Linked DNA regions of Homo sapiens: region 1 is linked to region 2. A link is an interaction called in ENCODE POLR2A ChIA-PET data of the cell type or tissue named here. Cell type or tissue: OCI-LY7. All regions are shown on one strand. Links, peaks and the distances in the headings refer to the core of each region. The heading gives the core; the rest is flanking DNA.

Region 1 (11,138 bases), core at 3,336-7,335, 54 kb after region 2:
AAAGGACTTGATGGATCAAAATTCTCTGTGTTCATTTTGTAGAAACAAAGACTTCCAAGAGGTCACCCTTGAGAAGAACGGAGAGGTGGTGTTACGCTTTGCTGCAGCCTATGGCTTTCGAAACATCCAGAACATGATCCTGAAGCTTAAGAAGGGCAAGTTCCCATTCCACTTTGTGGAGGTCCTCGCCTGTGCTGGAGGTGAGGCGCCAAGAGCAGCACCTGGCTCTGTCTCCCACGGGTGCTCAGGCCACACTGGTCCTGCAGCTGCCAGAGAGATGGTGCTCTTGGCCACCCAGAGCCTCTCTCAGCCCTGAGAGCTTTGTAGGGTATGGATGCTCCCGTGGGGCTTGTGCTGGGACATTCTAGGCTCCATTGGTTTTGCTCTTTTCCTCACCCCATGTAGCATGTGGGCATTCTCTTGGGGACGTGCCCTCAGGAGGCCCAACATGGCACCAGGTGAGAGTCAGCCCGTGGCGGCTGGCTTAGAGAACAAATCACAAGAGTTGAGGCTGCCCTGCCTAGGAGAAACACCCCTGCCCCGTGCCAGGCACCAAGCATGAGCCTTCTCTGTCCTGAGTGATGGGAGAGAGCAGTGAGAGGTGGAAGCGGGAAGGGGTGTGACCCAGCCTGGGCCTGAGGGGCTCCCTTGTTGCGTGGAGGGAGGGTGGGCCACTGTGGGCTGTGATCATCCAGGCAAGTGAGGAAGGATCCCCACCTGGGGCAGGGGGAGTGAGAGGATGAGAGGAGGCCAGGACACGGTGGGGGTCTCCGGGAAGGACTTGCTGAGGGTGTGTCAGGGAAGAAGGGGACCCTCTGCCCCTGACCCATGGTGGTCCATCTGCGCCCCTGGTGGGGAACTGAGGACCTTTGTGCCATTGTGAGTCGGGGGGGGCACCACGAGGGACTCGAGTGGAAATGCCGGGTGCAGGTCAGTTGGAGGAGCGGCTCCACTGATGTTAGACAAGTGGGACAAGGTGTGAAGCCACAGGATGGGAGGGGCCCTTGGGCAGGGCACAGACAAGGGTGTGTCCTTCAACACAAAGGATCTCGTAGAGGAGGGGAGGCCTCAGCCAGCACTGACAAGAGGAGGGTGAGGGCAGAGAGGGGAGCCTGTGGCCTTGGAGGCCTCACTGAGCATTCCAGGGGCACGGAAGGGTCAGTCCCACAGCTGGGCTGAGGAGCAGCCGGGAGGTGGGCCGTGAAGCAGGGCCTCTGGGAGGGCCTCTGTGTGCAAGCGGGTGGAGCTGGGGCCTGAGGAAGGAGAAGGTGCAAGCCCAGCCCCCTGGGAAAGTGGAGGTTGGAGACCAGCTGGGGTGCCACCCTGGAACCCATGGGGAGTGAGGTTTAACCAGGGAAATTTGCTCCAGATTGTTTTAAATGAACTCTTACACTACTAAGAGTGACATCATCTAACACGTTGGAGAGTAAGTAGCATTAATAGATAGGAGACACATTTTTACTCAGGCCAGTGTTGGGTGTGTGGGCTCATGGCTGGGCTCACAGCTTAGCTGCCTCTGGTGCAGCCTCCAGGCAGGGCCCAGCACACTAACACGTGTGGTGCAGGCAGGAGTGGTTTAACTGCTTGTTCACAATTCCTGTGCTATCCTGGTTTTGCCAAATTCCAAGAGAAGTTGGAAATCGGGATTTGCATATGAAGCCACCCAGTTCTAAAAGGTTGGCAACTTAGGTTTTAGGTAAAACCATTTTATGGGTGATGTAAATGGGTAAGAATGAGAGGCACACGGGTCCAGGCACGGTGGCTCACGCCTGTAATCCCAGCACTTTGGGAGGCCGAGGTGGTCGGATTACCTGAGGTCAGGAGTTTGAGACCAGCCTGGCCAACATGGTAAAACCCTGTCTCTACTAAAAATACAAAAATTAGCCGGGCGTGGTGGCACACACCTGTAACCCCAGGTACTTGGGAGACTGAGGTGGGAGAATCGCTTGAGCCCAGGAGATGGAGGTTGCAGTGAGCCGAGATTAGGCCACTGCACTCCAGCCTGACCAATGGAGAGAGACTCTGTCTCGAAAAAAAAAAAAAAGAAGAATGAGAGGCACACGGGGCTGTGAGTCTGGGATCAGTGTCCCTGACAGCCTTGAGGAAGACCCTGGCCTGTTCAGCCAGCCCTAGCCTTAGGCCACACAACATTCCACGTCCCCTTTATTCCTCTCCTGCTTCCAACTCTTCCCTGTGAGGCAAAACTTCCTTAAGACTATCCCGGCTGGGTGCGGTGGCTCACGCCAGTGGTCCCAGCTCGAAGTAGGATTGCCGCTTGAAGCCAGGAGTTCAAGACCAGCCTGAGCAACATAGCAACACCCGCCCCTCCCGCCCAATCTCTACAAAAAATTTAAAAATCAGCCGGGCAAGGTGGTGTGTGTCTGTAGTTCTAGCTGCTCAGGAAGCTAAGGCAGAAAGATCGCCTGAGCCCAGGATAAACTTACCTGTGTTTATCTTTCAGGATGCTTAAATGGCAGAGGCCAAGCCCAGACTCCAGACGGACATGCGGATAAGGCCCTGCTGCGGCAGATGGAAGGCATTTACGCTGACATCCCTGTGCGGCGTCCGGAGTCCAGTGCACACGTGCAGGAGCTGTACCAGGAGTGGCTGGAGGGGATCAACTCCCCCAAGGCCCGAGAGGTGCTGCATACCACGTACCAGAGCCAGGAGCGTGGCACACACAGCCTGGACATCAAGTGGTGAAGTCAGGCCAGGGCCTTCCAGCTGCTCTTGGGGCCAGAGCCAAGAGCCTCTCAGTAGAGGGAGGGGCTGCCCTGAGTGGAGTATTAAAGACACTTAAGAAAACCGCTCAATGGATTACTTTGGTTTCTCCGAGTTCCCTGCTACCCCGTTTATTGGAGGCCCCTCAGGCAGTTTCATGTGGTGCTATCTTCATAATAGGTGTGGGATTGGAACTTTTTTTTTCTTTTTTTTTTTTTGAGACGGAGTCTCACTCTGTCACCCAGGCTGGAGTGCAATGGCGCAATCTCAGCTCACTGCAACCTCTGCCTCCCGGGTTCAAGCGATTCTCTTGCCCCAGCCTCCCGAGTAGCTGGGACTAACGCGCACACCACCATGCCCAGCTAATTTTTGTATTTTTAGTAGAGATGGGGTTTCACTATGTTGGCCAGGCTGGTATTGAATTCCTGACCTCCTGATCCACCCGCCTTGGCCTCCCAAAGTGCCAGGACTGCAGGCATGAGCCACCGTGCCTGGCAGATTGGAACGTTTTAACATGAGAGGAGCACTTCCCCAATTTATCCCTTCATCCTAAGATTGTGAAAAAGTCCCAAAGAGTGGGAATGGAGACAGACTACTGTATTTTAGGTTTAAAAAGAAAAATCCAGAAAGTGTCCTGTGAAGAGCTAGGACCCCCAGAGGTTCTAATGCACATGACTTGAAGGTGATTTGATGTGGGAGTGAGGGCAGAGGGTGGGGTGGCTGTGCCTGTGGACTCCTGTGGCCCTGGGGTTGTTAGGGCAGGCAGTCCACAGTCCCAGATCCCTGCCCATTTTGGCTCTTTCTTTTACCCACTCATATTTTCCTTGAAAATGTTTTTGCCAGAACATTAATAACTGTCAGCCTTTTAGAATCAGGAGACTTACGTACAAATCTGGATTTTCAGCTTTTCTTAGAAAAACTGTAGTTTCTGACAACAGTAGGCCCCATTCCTCACAGCCAGTCACCACCCTCCTCCCATTCCTCACAGCCAGTCACCACCCTCCTGGACCATACTCGGCCCTGGGCCATTCCTCACAGCCAGTCACCACCCTCCTCCCATTCCTCACAGCCAGTCACCACCCTCCTGGACCACACTCGGCCCTGGGCCATTCCTCACAGCCAGTCACCACCCTCCTGGACCATACTCAGGGCCCTGGAGGCCTGGCAACCCAGGCCCCAACTCAAACTTGTACATTCAGTCTTTCAGTCGGACTCGCACTGGGGCAAGGGTGACAGACACGAGAATGGAAAATTGAGAAGGCTGCCCGCACCAGCTGGGTGGGTGCAGGGGGCCCCAGCTCATCATCAGCACTGTCGTGGGGTGGGAGTCGGGGGTAAAGGTTCCGTCTGACCCTGAGGGGTTGAGGATATTCAGGTGGTCCAGCCTCCCGCAGAAGACTTCCCTGTCACCCTTGGCAGACAGGTTTCTTCTCACACGGCCCTGGCCCATCCACTCGCCATGAAGCCCTCTGTGCTCAGGGTGATGGAGCCCCCTCCATTCTGGCACTGCACTGTGGGCATGAGCTTGCCTTAAAAAGAAAGGAGAGGCCAGGCACGGTGGCTCGTGCCCTATAATCCCAGCACACTGGGAGGCCAAGGTGGGAGGATTGCTGGAGTCCAGGAGTTTCTACATGGGAGACTCTGTCTCTACAAATTTTTTTTTTTTTTTTGAGACAGAGTCTCACTTTGTCACCCAGGCTGGAGTTCAGTGGCGTGATCTCGGCTCACAGCAACCTCCGCCTCCTGGGTTCAAGCGATTCTCCTGCCTCAGCCTCTGGAGTAGCTGGGATTACAGGCGCGCGCCACCGCGCCTGGCTAATTGTATTCTTAGTTGAGACGGGTTTCGCCATGTTGATCGGGCCGGTCAGGCTGGAATTTCTGACCTCAGGTGATCCAACCACCTCAGCCTCCCAAAATGCTGGGATTACAGGCGTGAGCCACTGCACCTGGCAAAAAATTTTTTTTTAAAAAGGAGAAAGCAGTTTAACCACAAACAGTGAAACAGAGCTGGCAGACGCCTGAAACTCCATGGAACCATGCAGCTGTACCCTAGGGCTCCTCCCAGGAAAAGAGAGATGTCAACGTGGCCCAAGGTGTCCTGAAGCACTGGGATTGGATTAACTCGAGCGATGGCCTTCCCAGCCCTCCGTGCTGCAGAGCCTCTGCTCGCTAGGCTGCCTTCATCTCACTCTGTGTGCTGTGCCTGTGCACCTGTCTTGTCAATAACTGCATATATTGTGTTGCGTTGCCTGTCTTGCTGGATAACTGCATATATTGTGTTCAGTTGTGTATTTGTTTTGCTTTCAGTCTATATACAGTTGGGTTTCCAACCTCTGATTCTGGAATAAACAGTTGCAGCGTGTCTGAGTGAATGGTTGAGTGAGCCGAGCCACCTGCTGCCCCAGCAGGGCCACATCTTGTGGTGTGTTGCCGTCCTCACTGCGGCCACGCCAGGTGGCCTCGCCCTGTGCTTTCTGAGCCACCACCTGGTGTGGAGTCAGGAGAGTCCTCTGTCTCCCTCCAGGAAGCTGCTCACCAGGCCTAGAACACCAGAAGTCGGTAGAGGGCCACCCTTGTCCAGCTACAGTGAAGAGATCACCTCCTGCAGTAACCACTGCGCAGGGCACCACAGCTGGCCTGCCGTGAAGCCGCCCCTGCAGGTCGCGTGGGGAGGCCAGGCTGAGGCACTGGGCACCAACATGAGACACCAGAGGTCCCCCGTGCCTGCTGGTGGGTTATAGCCATGGGGACTGTGTGCATTTTCTTCTGCACAGGAGAAAAGTGGCGAGATTTCCTTCATTGTAACCGGAACGGTATTAGCCGTCAGGCCAAGGCGCCTAGATGTGGAGGCAGCACACTGGTCGGGAGGGATGGTGTGCCTGGCCCGTGCCTGCTGGTGAGCCAGGCTGGTCCTGGCATGAGGCAGCACGCTGGTTGGGGGGATGGTGTGCCCGGCCCGTGCCCGCTGGTGATCCAGGCTGACCTGGGGGGATGGTGTGCCCGGCCCATGCCCACTAGTGAGCCAGGCTGGTCCTGGTGTGAGGAGGAGGAGGAGGAGGAGGACGAGATGAGCCCTGGGTGGCATCCCGTGCTGGCACCACCATGTAGGAACATGGCCATGTGTGCTCTGGTGCTGCCATGTACTGCAGGGGACCGGAACACGTCTGAGCTGATAAACGTGTTGCCATCCCAGTGAACAGATCTGCTGTTCGGTGCCTGTGGTCTGATGGGCAGCGCCTAGGTTTCTCAATTCCATTTCCACCTGGCCTGAGAGCTTGTACTCGTCGCAGCCAGTGTAGACTGTCCGCACTGGTCCTTAGTGTTGCTGCAGTTGCAAATGGGCTCATCCACTGTGCCTGCCTGTTGGTTTGCCGCTTGCCTGGGATGTAGATCTAGGGTGAACCCTTGGGTGTGTGCCGGCTTTGAGGGTGTCCCATGGCCTCATCTGCGGGCCCAGAGCTGAGCAACTGAGGCGTCTGGACACATGGCCTGCCACAGTCGTGTGACCTTCACGCCGAGTCTAGGCCAGAGATGTCAGAGGAGGGAATTGCGGCCCAGGCAGGGGCTGACTTGCCCAAGGCCACTTGGCCTCCAGATGGGGCCCGGTGTTTAAGTTTCCACTTCGAACAGAGCATCTGTCTAAAGCAGATCAACCCTCATCTCATGGTTAGGAGCCCTCAGTCCGCCGCTGCAGGGGGCGAGCTGTCGGTTTTGGGTAGAGGCCGGCTCTGCATTCTGAGGATGAGCCTTGTGGGTTTTGGATAGAGGCCGGCTCTGCGTTCTGAGGATGAGCCTTGTGTTCTGAAATCAAGGAGAGCAGGTGCCAGGGCTGAACACTTCAAAGTTGTAATGCGAATTGTCCAATAGGCAAAGATTTTTATTAAGTATTCAGCTGAGTAAGAAGAGGGGGTGCTCACGACTGCTGGCTGGAGTGCAGTTTGGCAGTAACGCCCCAACTTGATGAAAGTCGTATAGTTTAGCTGTTAGGAACTTTCCCTGGAGCAGTCCACCTCACAGGTGCCCAGTGCGCAGGACCTGGAGAATATCTGTTCTATGTCTGCATTGGTGTAAACAAGCTACAACACCGAACTAAAAGCCCATCGGGGCAAGTGTCAGGACATCCTGGGGGTTCTAGGAGTGGTTAAAGTATAAAATAGATGTTTATGTCCTGACATGGACTTTTTTTTTTTTTTTTTTGAGACAGGGTCTGGCCCTATCACCCAGGTTGGAGTACAATGGCACCATCATGGCTTACTGCAGACTCAACCTCTCAGACTCAATCAATCCTCCCACTTCAGCCTCCTGAATAGCTGGGACTGCAGGCATGCGCCACTACTCCCAGCTAATTTTTTGTACTTTCTGTGCAGACAGGGTTTTGCCATGTTGCCCAGGCTGGTCTCGAGCTCCTGGGCTCAAGTGATCCTCTCCCCTCAGCCTCCCAAAGTGCTGGGATTACAGGCGTGAGCCACCACACCAGCCTGATTTGAAATTTGGTTAGAATAAGAAAGAAAACCTGGCAAGCCAGAGTGACAGACATGGCATCTGCATGGTGAGTGTGGATGAGTGGCAGTGGATTTGGGAGGGGGGACTGGAGCGGGAGCAGTGGCTGCCAACCATGGGCCTGACCCGGCGAGCCCGTCACCAGATTCCAGATACTCTCACCCCGACTGCTTGGACGTATTGCAAATATAGTGACTCATAGGATTACTGTCCTTTGATTTATGTTAATCATAGCCTTGAACGCTTTCTTAAAGTGTAAAAGTTACAGTTAAAAAAACCTCCAACCTTACTTTTCATAACTCTGCCAGCTCTTTGTGGCGGGTTAGCCTTCTGCTCTGGGTGGCACAGTGGCGTCAGCGTCTGTTTTGCTAACTCTGGGCATCTCATCCTAACTGTGCCCAGCCACACGGAGGGCCTCAGAGAGGGGCAGAGAAGTGCATTTTGGGTGGCTGCATTTGCCATCCAATATCCTAGTTGGAATCGGGAGACCTTGCATCAAGCCAGGACACAGGACCGCTGTTGGATGCCATGGTCTGAGCAGCAATGTGGCCCTCATCTGAGGTGTGTGCTGGGTCTGCCTCTGCACCAGCTAGGTGTCCTGGTAAGTTAAGTAACACTTCGCCTGCTCTCTGTTGCCCCTAAGCCTTTGTCTCGCATCAATCTTGGCAGAATCCTCCTGTTCCTCTGTCTTCGGCTTTAGCCACCATCAGGGCGTGTGTCCTGCTATTTCCCCACTCGTTTTTGCCCTGTAAAGGAAAGACCATGTAGCAGCTGGCACTCCTTCCCCACTCCAGGCCCGGTGTCCTGGGCTGTGGCACCTGAAGATTCTGTCCCTGAGCCAGTCTGGACACAGCCAGGCGGCAGCACTGGCATTTTGGGATGTCAGTGCATCATCATGGGCACTGTGTGTCCACGTGGGATGCCAGGACCTGGTGCTGGGATGTACAGGGAGTGAGTACTGCGGCTGCATTTCTCTCCTGTTGGAGGGAGGTTCTCACCTCCAGCTTCTGATGATGTCAGTGGAGCGAGAATGCCAACCCAGAGGGCCGTGACACTCCAGCCCTTTTTTTTTTTTTTTTTTTTTTGAGACAGGTTCTCGTTCTGTCACCCAGGCTGGAGTGCAGTGGTGCAATCTCAGCTCACTGCAGCTTCGACCTACCAGGCCCAAGAGATCTCTCACACTCCGAGTAGCTGGGACTACAGGCGCCAGCCACCACACCCAGCTAATATTTTTGTATATTTTTGTAGAGACGGGGTTTCACCATGTTGCCCAGGCTGGTCTCCAACTCCCGACCTCAAGCGATCCACCTGCCTCAGCCTCCCAAAGTGCTGGGGTTACAGGTGTGAGCCACTGCACCTGGCCTTGATCTTCTAGCGAAAACTAGAGAGAGAGAGAGAGAGAGAGAGAGAGAGAGAGAAACGTTAAGAGGGAAAGAAAAGGCAGGAACCCCTAAGCCCACTCCCTCAGGAGAGGAAGGGAAGAGAGGATGGGGATCCAGCCAGACCCTTTTGTCAGGAAAACACTTGCTGGGTTCCTTACCTGGAGGGGTCTCTAGTGAGTCGGTTGATGGCAGGAGGCTCCCTGGCAGCCAGACAGGGAGAAGAATGCCAGCCTCTGCAGGCACCTTCGGCCACGTGGAGGAGCAGACCTAAGTGTGGCCAGGGAGGTTTCAAAGCCTCGAAAATGCTGCAGACAAAGGATGCATGTCCTGTGCCAGACCCTGTTCTCTAAGCCAGGAGCAGGTACTGATGGGGGGTCCCGGGCCAGGTGGACACACAGAGAAGAGGACTGAGGAGTGCAAAACCCCTCCCTTGCTCCCAGGGAGGCATTTTGCCCAAGCCAGGGAATGCAGAGGGCAATGAGCCCACAACTGCCACAATTTCTGGGACAAAGCTATGAGGCAAGGTATGCTCACATCAAGATTTGAACTCAGATTGCTGCTGTTGCCTGTCCTCCGTGCCTTGACACAAACAGGGACGTTATTGGGGCCTGGAGAAGAATTATGGGCCACAGGCTGCCCAGTCAGGAAAGAAAAGGGAGTCTATAGCAGAGGATGGTTTCGATCCATCGACCTCTGGGTTATGGGCCCAGCACGCTTCCGCTGCGCCACTCTGCTGGCTATAAGGGGGGAGCCTGAGTCAGATCATGACCACAGGAGTCATCTCCCTGCAGGCGGCGACCCCTACTGGCCAAGAGGGGCCAACAGAGGACTGGCTGGGCAAGGCACATGCTCAATTATAAGCCTACTCCTCCTCTCTCAACTTCTTGTAGATAAAACTCTCTGAATTCATGTCCTTTTCTGCTGTTAAAACATTGGCTGGAGGCCGGGCACAGTGGCTCACGCCTGTAATCACAGCACTTCGGGAGGCCAAGGCAGGCAGATCACATGAGGTCGGGAGTTCGAGACCAGCCTGACCAACATGGAGAAACCCTGTCTCTACTAAAAATACAAAATTAGCCGGGCGTGGTGGCGCATGCCTGTAATCCCAGCTACTCGGGAGGCTGAGGCAGAATTGCTTGAACCCAGGAAGTGGAGGTTGCGGTGAGCCGAGATCGCACCACTGCACTCCAGCCTGGGCAACAAGAGTGAAACTCTGTCTCAAAAAAAAAAAAAAAAAGTTGGCTGGGCATGGTGGCTTACGCTGTAATCCCAGCACTCTGGGAGGCTGAGGCTCAGGAGTTTGAGACCAGCCTGGGCAACACAGGGAGACCCCCCCCCCCCGGCCTCTACAAAAAATAAAAATAAAAAAAAAAATAGCCAGGGGTTGGCAGCCAACGCCTGTAGTCCCAGCTACTCAGGAGGCTGAGGTGGGAGGATCGCTTGAGCCCAGGAAGCAGAGAGCAAAGATCATGCCACTGCGCTCCAGCCTGGGTGACAGAGCCAGACCCCAGTCTCAAAAAACAAAACAAAAAAAAGACTGAAACTCCTGGGATCCAACTGAAAGTATGAGCCGGGACACTCAAAGGAGATAGCTGCAGCTAGTCTAATGAACTGTCTGTGAGGAGCATCTCGACACAAGCCACGGTCAGCACCGAGGCCTGAGCCCTCAGGGCAGGGTGCATCCTTCCCAGGAGCCTGGACCCTGTGAGAGCTGGAGCTAATGGGATGGGCCACCAAACAGGAGGCATGGCTCCCCTGAGAGGAGCCATCGACCCTAGGCCAGGCAGAGAAAGAGCTGGGGAATACCCAAGCCTCTCTCTCCTCCACCCTCCAATCTCCTTGCCCGTGCCTCCCATTGGCTGCAGCCGCTTAGCTGTCTTGCCCTCTGCCTTCCAGGCGGCCTCAGGTAAGAAAGGCGGAGGTGGGCCTAGAGGACACATCCCAAAGCACTACAGGAAGTAGGTGTGGCCCTACATGTATGGACACGTTGCCAAGAGCACGGGAGGGAGGGGAGGCTGAGGCAGAGCCTGCAGCCAGGGAGCTCCGTGATGTTGCTGGCACCTGGCAGGGCACAGGGTGCAGCCCTGGGCCCAGAACCTCCAGACTGGGGGCTGCCGATGGGGTGAGGCTCCCTGTGCTGCACCCACAGGCCTGTACTGCAAACCTTCACCTCCGCAGTCTAATGGGTGTTGTGTGAGTCTTACAGACCCAAGCACACAGGTACAGGCACAGAGGTGAAAAGGTGTCGACTGGGAGAAGACAGAGGGAACCTTCTGAGCAGCTCAGAACTGTCCCAGGGCTTGGCCAAGCTGCTAGGCTCAAAACCAGATTGGAGGGTTGGTGTCAAAGGCTTGCTGATGAGGTATGTGGATGGACTTCTTGCAACAGGCCCAGAAGTTGAGAAGAGATGGTCCCTACTCTTCTGGGTGTACGAAGCAATCTAAACATGACGGCCAGACTCTCCAGCCACCTTAGTGATGCTTGTTTTATGGCCTCGGACCAAAATGGTCATGAGAACACGGAAGGAGGGCACGC
Region 2 (11,138 bases), core at 2,234-6,233:
CCCGTCTCTACTAAAACAAAATACAAAAATTAGCCGGGCGTGGTGGCGGGCGCCTGTAGTCCCAGCTACTCGGGAGGCTGAGGCAGGAGAATGGTGTGAACCTGGGAGGCAGAGCTTGTAGTGAGCCGAGATCATGCCACTGCACTCCAGACTGGGCGGCAGAGCAAGACTCCATCTCAAAAAAAAAAAGAAAAAAAAAAAAAAATATATATATATATATATATATATATATATATATATATTTTTTTTTTTTTTTTATATATATATTTTTAGTCTGGGCGTGGTGGTTCACGCCTGTAATCCCAGCACTTTGGGAGGCCAAGGAAGGCGAATCACTTGTGGTCAGGAGTTCAAGACCAGCCTGGCCAACATAGTGAAACGCCATCTCTACTAAAAATACAAAAATTAGCCAGGCGTGGTGGCACATGCCTGTAATCCCCAGCTACTGGGAAGGCTGAGGCGGGAGGATCACTTGAACCTGGGAGGCAGAGGTTGCAGTGAGCCGAGACTGTGCCACTGCACTCCAGCCTGGGCAACAAAGCGAGATTCCATGGGGTTTCACCAGTTGTCCAGGCTGGTCTCAAATTCCTGAGTTCAAACATTCTACCCACCTCAGCCCCCACAAGGTGCTGGGATTACAGGACTGAGACTCTCTGCCTGGCCTAATTTTTTTGTATTATCTGTAGATTTGAAACAGAAGCCCCAGGTGGGCAGAAGGAGATCAGTCCAGCTCCTCCGCCCCCAACGCGAACTTCTCTGTCTCTCCGCAGTTTGTGCTGAAGCACACGGCCTTCGCCCACCTGCGGGAGGTGGGCTCCTTCCCCTGCACCCTGAACCCCCACGAGGCAGAGTCCCTGGCGCTGGTGGGCGCCATGATTGACCAGGTCCTGGAGCTACACCCAGGCGCCCAGCGGCTGCACATCGGGTGTGATGAGGTGGGTACTGTCACCCCAGCTCTGTGCAGGACACTCTCCCCTATCATGGCTTGTCCTTTTAAATAGGAAAATCTTCCAGGCACTGAGGCCTAGAGACAGGCTTGTTGTTCCCCTCAGGGCACCCCATCCAACATCTTCTCCGAGTGGATGGGCGGCCTGGCACGGGACAGCCTGCGGAGCCCGAGGGAGGCACCCTCGTGTCAGACGCGTCCAACATCTTCTCCGGGTGGATGGGCGGCCTGGCACGGGACAGCCTGCAGAGCCCGAGGGAGGCACCCTCGTGTCAGACGAGACCACCCCGGGCGGCTGGGCTGGCGGAAGCCTGTGGGTGATGGGCAGGTTCACGCCCCAGGACCAGCAGTGAGCATAAGTCAGGGTGTAACTCGAGGGACACCCTTTTGTTGCTGAGAGGAAGTTCTGCATTTGGACCCTGAAGCACCCAATGGAAAAGGTGGTCCCCAGGGGGTGCCAGAGATGTGCCCCCTCCAACCCAGTGAGCCCCCACCCTTGCCCCTCCTGCCACTCACTGGACTCCAACTCAGTCAGGGCCTGGGCAGGATGTGGAACTGAAAGGGGCGGGGTTGGTGCCCACGGGGCTGGGAGGTTCTGCAGGGCTGTGGCTCACAGGGAACCCGAGCTGAACATTTTAGCCCCAGAAGTTTCCTTTTTTTGAAGGAAACCTGAGTATGTAAAATACACTTAAGCTTTACCATTCTAACCATTTTAAAATATAGGCTGGGTGTGGTGGCTCACGCCTGTAATCCCAGCACTTTGGGAGACCAAAGTGGGTGGATCACCTGAGGTCAGGTGTTTGAGACCAGTTTGGCCAATGTGGTGAAACCCCGTCTCTACTAAATATACAAAAATCAGCCGGGCGTGATGGCGGGCGCCTGTAATCCCAGCTACTCAGGAGGCTGAGGCACGAGAATCGCTTGAACCCAGGAGGTGAAGGTTGCAGTGAGCTGAGATCACGCCACTGCATACCAGCCTGGGCAACAGAGTGAGACTCCGGCTCTAAATAAATAAGTAAATAAATAAATAGGCCAGGCACGGTGGCTCACACTTGTGATCCCAGCACTTTGGGAGGCTGAGGCAGGTGGACCACCTGAGATCAGGAGTTCAAGATCAGCCTGGCCAACATGGTGAAACCCCGTCTCTACTAAAAATACAAAATTAGCCAGGTGTGGTGGTGGGCGCCTGTAATCCCAGCTACTCAGGAGACTGAGGCAGGAGAATCACTTGAACCCAGGAGGTGGAGGTTGCAGTGAGCCGAGATTGAGATTGTGCCACTGCACTCCAGCCTGGGCAACAGAGCAAGACCCTGTCTCCAAAATAAATAAATAAGTATAAACGTCAGCACCTCTTCCAGACATTCATGGTGTGGGCAATCACCCCAGGGCAAGCCCCGCACCTGCCCCCAGGCCCCGGCGACCACGGTCTGCTTCCTATCTCGGTGGATTTGCCCGTCTGGGCATTCCACGGGTACCGAGTCACACAGTGTATGACCTGTGCTCCTCCGGGCTGTCAGCTGCCAGAGCTTGGCTGTCTGCTGAAGCCGAGCCGTGTTCATGGTGGGGGATGCTGCCCTATGCTGGTCCATCATGGGGGATGGACCCCTGTGGTCTCTGCTTTGTTGGCTGTGAGAAGAGCTGCTGTGAACATTCACAGGAAACCTTGAGTAGAAGTTCAGGGCTCAGTGAGGAAGACAGGGACACGCTGGGGGTGGTAAGCAAAGGCTCCGAGCCCCTCCCTGGCCTCCTCCCCACAGGCAGCGGCCCCTCTCCGTCAGGGCACGGCGTGAACCCCGGACCCTCCCACCGGTGTGCACGGCTGCCAAGGCAACCCCGTCCTGCTCCTTCCTTGCAGGTCTATTACCTCGGAGAGGGGGAGGCCTCGCGCCGGTGGCTACAGCAAGAGCAGAACAGCACGGGGAAGTTGTGCCTGTCACACATGCGGGCGGTGGCCAGCGGCGTGAAGGCCCGGCGCCCCAGCGTGACACCCCTGGTGTGGGACGACATGCTCCGAGACCTGCCTGAGGACCAGCTCGCAGGTCGGCCAACAGGGCTGGGGGAGGGGGTGGGCCACTGAACTGCCCAAGACCTGCGGCTTCAAAGAAAGAAGGTGCTGTAGGAAGTGGGCCCCAGGGTGAGCCCCAGCCCCGCACAGACCCGCCACAACCACCTCCTGCATCCCCTTGACGCCAGGCCTGAGTCGTTTCCCTAGAAGCTGTGGAGGTTTGGGCAGGAGAGCACAGGCCTGCCTGGTGGCCCAGAGGGCTTGGGAGTGTCCAGCACTCGCAGCAGCCTCCTCCAAGGCCATCCCTGCTGGGACTGGGGGCCGAGGTTCCCGCTGGCTGCTCCTCCAGCCCCTGGGCCCTGCTCGCTCTGCCTGAGGCTTTGGGACGAGCTGCTGAGCGCCTTTCTGGGCCAAGAGGTGGTACTCAGACACCTGGCCTGGTTCCACACAGAGCCCCGAGGCTCAGTGAGCTCCATAGCAGAGCTGGGAGCCAGGGTGTCCTAGGGCCGTGCCGGCCTGGCAGCTTCCACCCATGCATGGCCACATAGATGACTTAGAGTGACCTCCATTCAGCCGCGTGCTCCAGCTGTGCCTGTGGCTCATGGCCTGGTAGAGCAGCAGTGGGAGCATGGTCGCTCCAGCGGGCGCTGGCTTGGAAAGGCACTGTGTGTGGTTGTGGCATTCATTGTCAAAACCCAGCACGGTGCCAAGTCTGTCTTAAAAAGGTATCTGTGCTCACACTTTCAAGCAAAACGAGAACAGGTGGGTCCGAGGGGCTGAGAGTGTGGTCCAGGTGTCTCACCAACCTCACGTCCGCTCTGTCTGCAGCGTCCGGGGTGCCGCAGCTGGTGGAGCCGGTGCTCTGGGACTACACGGCCGACCTGGATGTGCACGGCAAGGGTCAGTGCCAAGTTGTGGGGGGTGTGTTGTCCTGGCCATGTGCCTGGGAAGGCCATCCCTGGCCCTGTGACCCTGCAGCCGGAACTGCCCAGCCTGGAGCCTGCACGGGTAGAGGCCAGGGCACAGCCCCAGCAGACCCCAGCCCATGGTGCCTCGGGACGGCCACCGTGCACCGGTGCCTCACCTCCCTCCCTGTTCCACCAGTGTTTTCCTAGTGAGCAGGTGAACCAGGGGCCACGTACACTCTGGAGTCTCCCCGACTGGGACCCGGGCCGGCCGCATACACTCTGGAGTCTCCTACACTGAGACCCGGGCCTGGCTGTCTCAGGCGGCTCCCATGTTGGCTCTGGGTACAGCCCCGGGAGGCGTGTCCAGGGCCGTGTTGGCCGCCTCCCCTGGAGCCACTCACCTGTTTGCTTTCTCACCCAGTCCTCCTCATGCAGAAGTACCGGCGGTGCGGCTTTCCGCAGCTGTGGGCAGCCAGTGCCTTCAAGGGTGCCACGGGGCCCAGCCAGGCCGTGCCCCCTGTTGAGCACCACCTCAGGAACCACGTGCAGTGGCTGCAGGTGGCGGGCAGCGGGCCCACGGACTCACTGCAGGGCATCATCCTGACCGGCTGGCAGAGGTAAGTCCTGGCCAGTCTGTCCTCAGAGGGTCCAGGGCAGCTCTGGTGGCCACCACGTCGGCCTGTGCAGCGTCCGCCAAGGGCCTTCCCAGGTTGGTCAAAGGGGAAGCAGCCCGGGCCTCCAAGAGGAGCTGCAGAAACAGCCACGTGGGGTTGGGCCCTGCACGCCAGAGCGGCCGCTGAGGGACGCTGCTCCCGTGTTCAGGGTCACGAACACGTGGCCCCCAGCCCCCATGCTACCCGTGTGCGCCGCACCTGAGGCTGTGTGTGTGTGTGTGTGTGTGTCTTGCTTGTGGCACGAGGAGGGGTTTCGGTTCTTTCAGGATTTCACTCTGTTGCTAGAAATGCCGTCTCAATTCGGACCCCACGAGAAGGTTCTTGGGTCTCACACAGGAAAGAATTCAAGGCCAAGTGTGGTGAGGGAGGGTCACTGAAAGGTGCCCAGTGACAGAGGTGGAGCCCTCGGAAGGCCAGCATAGGCGTGCCCAGCTCTGTTTTCCGTTTTTCTCATATCAGGGTCTTGTCTACGTAAACACTAAGCTGTGCTACCTGTGGGTGGGCCAATAGTGTGACAGAATTTATTACTCTAGGGGCTGAGTGCGGTGGCTCATGCCTGTTATCCCAGCACTCTGGGAGGCTGAGACGGGTGGATCACCTGAGGTCCAGAGTTCGTGACCAGCCTGGCCAACGTGGTGAAACCCCATCTCTACTAAAGACACAAAAATTAGCCTGGCGTGGTGGCACGCGCCTATGATCCTAGCTACTCGGGAGGCTGAGGCAAGGAGAATCACTTGAACCCAGGAGGCGGAGGTTGCAGTGAGCCAAGATCACACCGCTGCACTCCAGCCTGGGCGACAGAGCAAAACTCTGTCTCAAAAAAAAAAAATGTATTACTCTATGATTTAAAGAAAACTGTCCTGGACATTTCAGTGTGTAGCCTATGGAAGCCTAACTCTGGTGACCTAGAAGGCACATGCTGTCGTGGGTGTGGGGATGCCAGGACTGTCGGCTGTTGTAGGAGTGGCCCCTGCAGGTATCTAAGCACTTCCTCAGCTGTAAAAATCCTGTGACTGTGGGTCCTGCCTGGCAAGAATGGGCCTTGTTAGTCCCATGAAGGAGCTGGGCCTCCGTGGCATCACCCTGGCGCTCCCAGGCCCCTGCTCCCCTGACGACACTGTGTGAAAAGCAGAGCTAAGATAAACCCCTGGTCGCCGGCCAAGTCCTGACCTTGGGTCTCGTCTCAAGTTAGAGGGTTGGGGGGCAGGTGGCGCAGGTGATGTGGGCTAGGCGAACGGCTGGAGGCCAGACCCACCAGGGGCCCCGTGCCCTCACCCACAAAGCTCAGATTGAGATGGAGTCAAGAATTTCATGGTGGGGACCGCAGAGCCTGGTGGGCCAGCCTGCTAGAGGGGCAGCTCACAGCCACCATGCATGTCCGGAGCTGGCAGCGGCTCTGCAGAAGCTTCTAGATAGTTCCCACTGTCCTGTTGGGATACAGCTCTGTCTGCATAAACCAGGATCGTCCATAGAGCGGGGCGAGGCTCCTCCTCCCCCAGAGCAGCGGCGCATCCTTCAGGCGAGCCTGGGGCTGTGGCGTCAGGCATTGCCCAGCCTTCGCCTGTGCTCACACCTGGGGCAGCGTCTGTCACCCACCTCACAGCTGAAGAAACTGAGGCACGGGCAGGTGGAGGCACCCTACCCAGCAGTGGGAAGCCCAGGCCAGGCCAAGGCCCCCCAGCCCTCGCTTGGGACAGATGCTGCCCCTGACCTGCTGCCTGCCACGCCTGATCTCTCGCCCTCCTCATGGGGCCTTGGGGAAAAGCTGCCACCCCCACCAGCCAGACAGGAGGCAGCCGAGGGAGAGGGTGGGGCAGGAGGGGCCCGGAGGCCCTAGGAGGGGGGCGTCAAGGGCAGCCCCCAGAAGCAGGAGCCCTTTTCTCAGAGGCCAGAGGTGCTGGGGGGAGGGACAACGACCGGCCACCCACCCAAGGTCCACCCAGAATTCCCATGGCTCCGGAGAGCATTGCAGCAAGGAATCCCCACGCTCTTCACTTGTCCGGTTTCTAGAACGGAGTTGACATGAGAGCCCTGCCGCACAGAACCTGTCTTGGAAACCCTGGGCCCCATGGGTTGAGGGGGTCGGGCTGCCCCCAGCGCTGATGTAGCCTAAGGCCCTGGAACAACAGCAGGGACGTCCGAAGTCAGGGCGCCTGCGTCAGGCTGCTGGGGGCGGGCTGCGGAGCTAAGCGCCCCTCTCATGGACCCAGGTACGACCACTACTCTGTGCTGTGCGAGCTGCTGCCCGCAGGAGTCCCGTCCCTGGCCGCCTGCCTGCAGTTGCTTCTACGCGGTATGTCTGGTCTGGCCACCCCAAGCCCCACCGGCCCCTCCCCGAAAGACCCGGAGGGCAGGAGGCCAAGCACCCAGTGCTCCAACCACCCTGCTGGACTGTGGTGGTCCTCACAGTCGGAGGATGGTCTCACCGCCCCAGCTCAGCCACCCACCTGCCCTGAAGTCCACCCAGGCTGGGCCTGTGTCTGGGTCTCCAGGCCTAAGCCCAAAGCAGGCTGGAGAGTGACGCGGGAGGCACCCCTCAGACACAGTGAATCCGCAGAAATGCACGCAGGTCGGAGGTGGGGAACGGCTCCACCTTTGCTGCACACACGTCCTGCCCACCTGGCCGAGCAGGTGTGGGGCTCAGGCGCCCGGCCCTGGAAGGCCCCGCACCCTGGACCCAGCACTCACACTTCCAGGTCTCCTGAGGGAGCAGCGGGACCCATGGGCAGGGGCAGGCACCGGGGAACCCCTTGGGGTCGGCAGGGGGCTTGGCCAGAGGAGCTGTGTGTGTGGAAACTCGCAGGCCACACGGGAAATTAGCGACTGCGTGGTGCTGATGCAGAAAGAAAAATGGCCGAGACGCGCGGAGAGCGGGACCCGCAGGCGCGGCGGCCCAGGGACGGGGACGCGGCCGGTGAGAGGACGCAGAATGAGATCAGATTGACTTCTCAGTTGCTGACTCTCAACTGCTTAGAAAGGGGCAGAAACGATAAAAACAGACACCCCTGTACCCCACACTAAAGAGCTGTGTTAATATTGACGGTATTTGCAGTGTCCCTTGCCCACGGCCCCATCCGCCACCCGTGACTGGGGCACTTCCCTCCTGCCCTCTGGCCGTCAGCCTCTTGCAGCAAGCATTTCCATGAACACCAAGTCGGAGATTCGTCCACGCTGGTGCCTGCAGGCCTCATGGGTTTGTTTCGGGTGCTCTAGAATATTCCATCGATTGTGTAAAACACAGTGGCAAACTCTGCGTGAGCCCTGGACACCTGTGTGGGTCGGGCTGCGCCCAGCAGGAAGAGCCACTTGCTGTCCGGGTGTTGCTGCTGGCAACACAGTCTTACTTCTGTTTTCTGATTTTTAAAATAAGGAACGTATTTCACGTGTTTAAAGAGAAGCAGCAGGCCCATTTGCCCCCAGGTCCCCTTGGGGCCGGCACACGCGGGGCTGGGCCTGGCCAGTGGCTCTCCATTGCCGCCCGCCCACTGCCCCAGTACCTAGGCCTGCAGGTCCCAATGTAGCCCCCTCCCCTCCTCCAGAGGCCCCTCCAACCGCCCCGCTCATTTGTGATTTCAGGAGGATTTGATGAAGATGTTAAAGCGAAAGTGGAGAACCTTCTCGGGATTTCCAGCCTGGAAAAAACGGACCCTGTTAGGCAAGCACCCTGCAGCCCTCCCTGTCCCCTTCTTCCCCTCCCCTTCCCCCGCCCGTGGAGACAGCTGTTCTCAGCAGGGCTCTCCGCAGGGAGGGGGCCGGCTCCTTCCCTGGCAGCAACATCCTTGCCCTTGTCACACAAGTCAGCCTCCATCTGCGCAGCTCTGTGGATGCGCTGCTGGAGGGCAACAGGTGAGCGTGTGGGTTAGGGGCAGGTGTGGGTGAGGGGGGCAGGCATGGGGCGGGTGCAGGTGAGGGGGCAGGTGTGGGTGGGAGGCAGGTGCGGGTGAGGGGCAGGTGCAGGTGAGCGGGCAGGCATGGGGCAGGTGCGGGTGAGGGGCAGGTGTGGGTGGGAGGCAGGTGCAGGTGAACAGGCAGGTGTGAGCGTGCAGGTGTGGGTGAGGGGCAGGTGCAGGTGAGCAGGCAGGCATGGGGCAGGTGCGGCTGAGGGGCAGGTGTGGGTAAGCGGGAAGGCATGGGGCAGGTGTGGGTGGGAGGCAGGTGTGGGTGAGGGGGGTAGGGACAGGTGCTGGTGAGGGGCAGGTTCACAAGTCCCCCCACTCCCAGGCACAGGAGGAGGCAGCCTCATCCTTCACAAAGACTTTCTGGGGGACATAAGACTTAGAAATGTCAACCCCATTCTTAAACATTTTCTGTATTACTGCAAAGCCGCCCCACGGCTGCCTTGGTAGCCCGCGGCACACCCCTATGTGGATTTGCCCCAGGTATGTCACTGGCTGGTTCAGCCCCTACCACCGCCAGCGGAAGCTCATCCACCCGGTCATGGTTCAGCACATCCAGCCCGCAGCGCTCAGGTGAGGCCCTGGGCTCTTATAGGCCGTGCAGCCATGGGTTCCCTGAGAACTGCTGCTGTTGCTGACATGTCCCTCAACTAGAGAGCAGAGGGTGAGCCCCTAGTTGTAAAAGGCCCTCTGGTCTCAGATGTGCAGCTGTCACCGACTTGTTCCTCCCGACATGCCGATGAGGTAGGGTCAGTAGCCCCATTTCACAGGTGAACTGAGGCACAGGGCAGTACTGACCATGGGGCTGAGGGCAAGTCCCAAGTGTGCAGACTGTGCGTTCATGGCGCCCTCACCTGCAGCCTCCTGGCACAGTGGAGCACCCTCGTGCAGGAGCTGGAGGCTGCCCTGCAGCTGGCTTTCTACCCGGATGCCGTGGAGGAGTGGCTGGAGGAAAACGTGCACCCCAGCCTGCAGCGGCTGCAAGCTCTGCTGCAGGACCTCAGCGAGGTGTCTGCCCCCCCGCTGCCACCCACCAGCCCTGGCAGGGACGTTGCTCAGGACCCCTGAGGGGAGAGCTCATGCCAGGGGGCTCCTGCTGGAGGCTGGGGGGGCTCTGCACTGCCAAATGGCCTGGGCAATACGGGCCCACGTGGGCGTCGTGCCCTCTGGCCCAGCAGTGTCTTGCCCACACTCAGTTCCTGAGGGCCCTGGGCAGCCCCTGGGGGAGAGACTAGAAAACACAGAAGGAAGCAGCACAGGGAGACCCGCTTTGTGATCTGCATGTGTGACACTGATTCTTTGGAAATAAAGAGTGGAAGCTGCAGGTGACACGTGAAGGGTTATTTATGGTTATGATGACCCTGTCCTGCAACGAGGGACTGGCAGCCACTACTGAGGAGGAGGGTCCCATCTCTCTCCTGTCGGCTTTCACCGAGGTCACAGCCAGACGTGGGGCAAAGGTGTTCCCTGTCCTACCCAGCCATTCCTGGGCCTGCCGCCTAGGGGCTCACAGGGCCCAGGAGTCCCCAGCTCACAGGCCAGGGCATCAGGCCAGGCGCGCTCGGTGCACACCGCACCTGGGAGGACCTGGGTACACTCAGGAGACCAAGAGCACTGGCGGGTCAGGATGGTTGGCGTTCAGCTCCTACGGGGTGGGGAGAAGTCTGTAGCCGAGAGCCCAGCCCCCTCCTGCCAGGTCTTCCCAGGTTCGAGAGAGGCTGGAACTCAATTTCTGCAGAAAATCTCCCAGTTTTTCCTGTTTGGTTAGTTTTTTTACAAAGACAGGATCTTGCTGTGTTGCCCAGGCTGGTCTTGAACTCCTGGCCTCAAGCAATCCTCCCACCTCGGCCTCCGAAAGTGCTGGGATTACTGGCATGAACCACTGCGCCCGGCTGGAGCTCCCGGTTTTTAAGCACTGCACGATACTAGAAGAGCTGACCTTTTTTCTGGCCTCACAGCTTATGCTGAAGCTGAGTGTGAGGAACAGAGAGACCTTTCTGTGACGACCGCTGGGGCAGAGTGGTCTATGCGCCGAGATCCTGGCATCAGCAAGGGAGGCGGGTCCTCGGGGAGGGGCAGCTTCCACAGTGTGGCTGCAGCGTGCACAGCCAGGTAGGCCCTGGATGTTCACCCCTCACTGCCCTTGGGGAAGCACCTGACCGCTGGGGATGTCCACCAGGGAGAGGACGCTGTGTCGGGGACAACATGCAGCATCAGCACCCACAAGGGCCCGGCCTGGCCCCGCCTCTCCACTCGCCCGAGGTCTTGCTGTGGCCCAAAGCAGGAGTCCAGGGCTGGCGAGACCTCCGGCTGCAGAAAGGCAGGCCCAGGCCTCACGATGGAGAAAGTCTGGATGTCCTGGTCTGGCCTGCTGTTTCATGCAGTGTGCAAGCAGCAGCATGAGCAGGCAATAGGCCAACTCGGCTGGAGGCACCAACTGAAGCCAAGGCCACGGGTCCTGTGGGCGGTGCACGGGCTCAGGCACACCGGGAATGTGCCACGGGTCCTGTGGGCGGTGCACGGGCTCAGGCACACCGGGAATGTGCCACGGGTCCTGTGGGCGGTGCACGGGCTCAGGCACACCGGGAATGTGCCACGGGTCCTGTGGGCGGTGCACGGGCTCAGGCACACCGGGAATGTGCCATGGGTCCTGTGGGCGGTGCACGGGCTCAGGCACAGTGGGGCTGTCAGCTCTGGCTTGCAGGGTCA

What was found. ChIA-PET counts read pairs that join two places held together with the same protein. Peaks named below come from ENCODE experiments on the same cell type or tissue, not always from the same donor. Only the 100,000 strongest peaks of a DNase experiment are listed, where the experiment ranks them.
Region 1: POLR2A ChIA-PET joins it to region 2 with 9 read pairs; 8 of 35 experiments call an interaction of 5 or more read pairs at or near these places.

What each region holds. Positions count from the first base shown.
Region 1 is chr17:82,485,455-82,496,592 of GRCh38, forward strand. It overlaps NARF (nuclear prelamin A recognition factor), which reads left to right. Exons shown (of 11, transcript NM_012336.4): 10 at 43-200; 11 at 2,462-5,083. The coding sequence ends at 2,703. It overlaps TRX-CAT1-8 (tRNA-iMet (anticodon CAT) 1-8), which reads right to left and starts at 9,338; the gene lies at 9,267-9,338. RefSeq lists an enhancer at 5,198-5,397 and silencers at 9,109-9,446, 9,222-9,481. In OCI-LY7, for the core only: CTCF peaks have their summits at 5,250 and 5,453; a DNase peak (open chromatin) is centred at 5,167; H3K4me3 peaks cover 437 bases; H3K27ac peaks cover 1,242 bases.
Region 2 is chr17:82,432,888-82,444,025 of GRCh38, forward strand. HEXD (hexosaminidase D) reads left to right here. Exons shown (of 13, transcript NM_001330542.2): 5 at 771-935; 6 at 2,802-2,985; 7 at 3,780-3,851; 8 at 4,281-4,476; 9 at 6,744-6,826; 10 at 8,110-8,188; 11 at 8,278-8,379; 12 at 8,913-9,002; 13 at 9,290-9,758. The coding sequence ends at 9,497. It overlaps CYBC1 (cytochrome b-245 chaperone 1), which reads right to left. Exons shown (of 7, transcript NM_001033046.4): 7 at 9,699-11,138. The coding sequence ends at 11,117. Among named protein-coding and RNA genes, the nearest start is that of CYBC1, 12 kb to the right of the region's middle. RefSeq lists enhancers at 6,114-6,613, 6,836-7,623, 9,553-9,642. In OCI-LY7, for the core only: no CTCF peak of the experiment used is centred there; no DNase peak of the experiment used is centred there.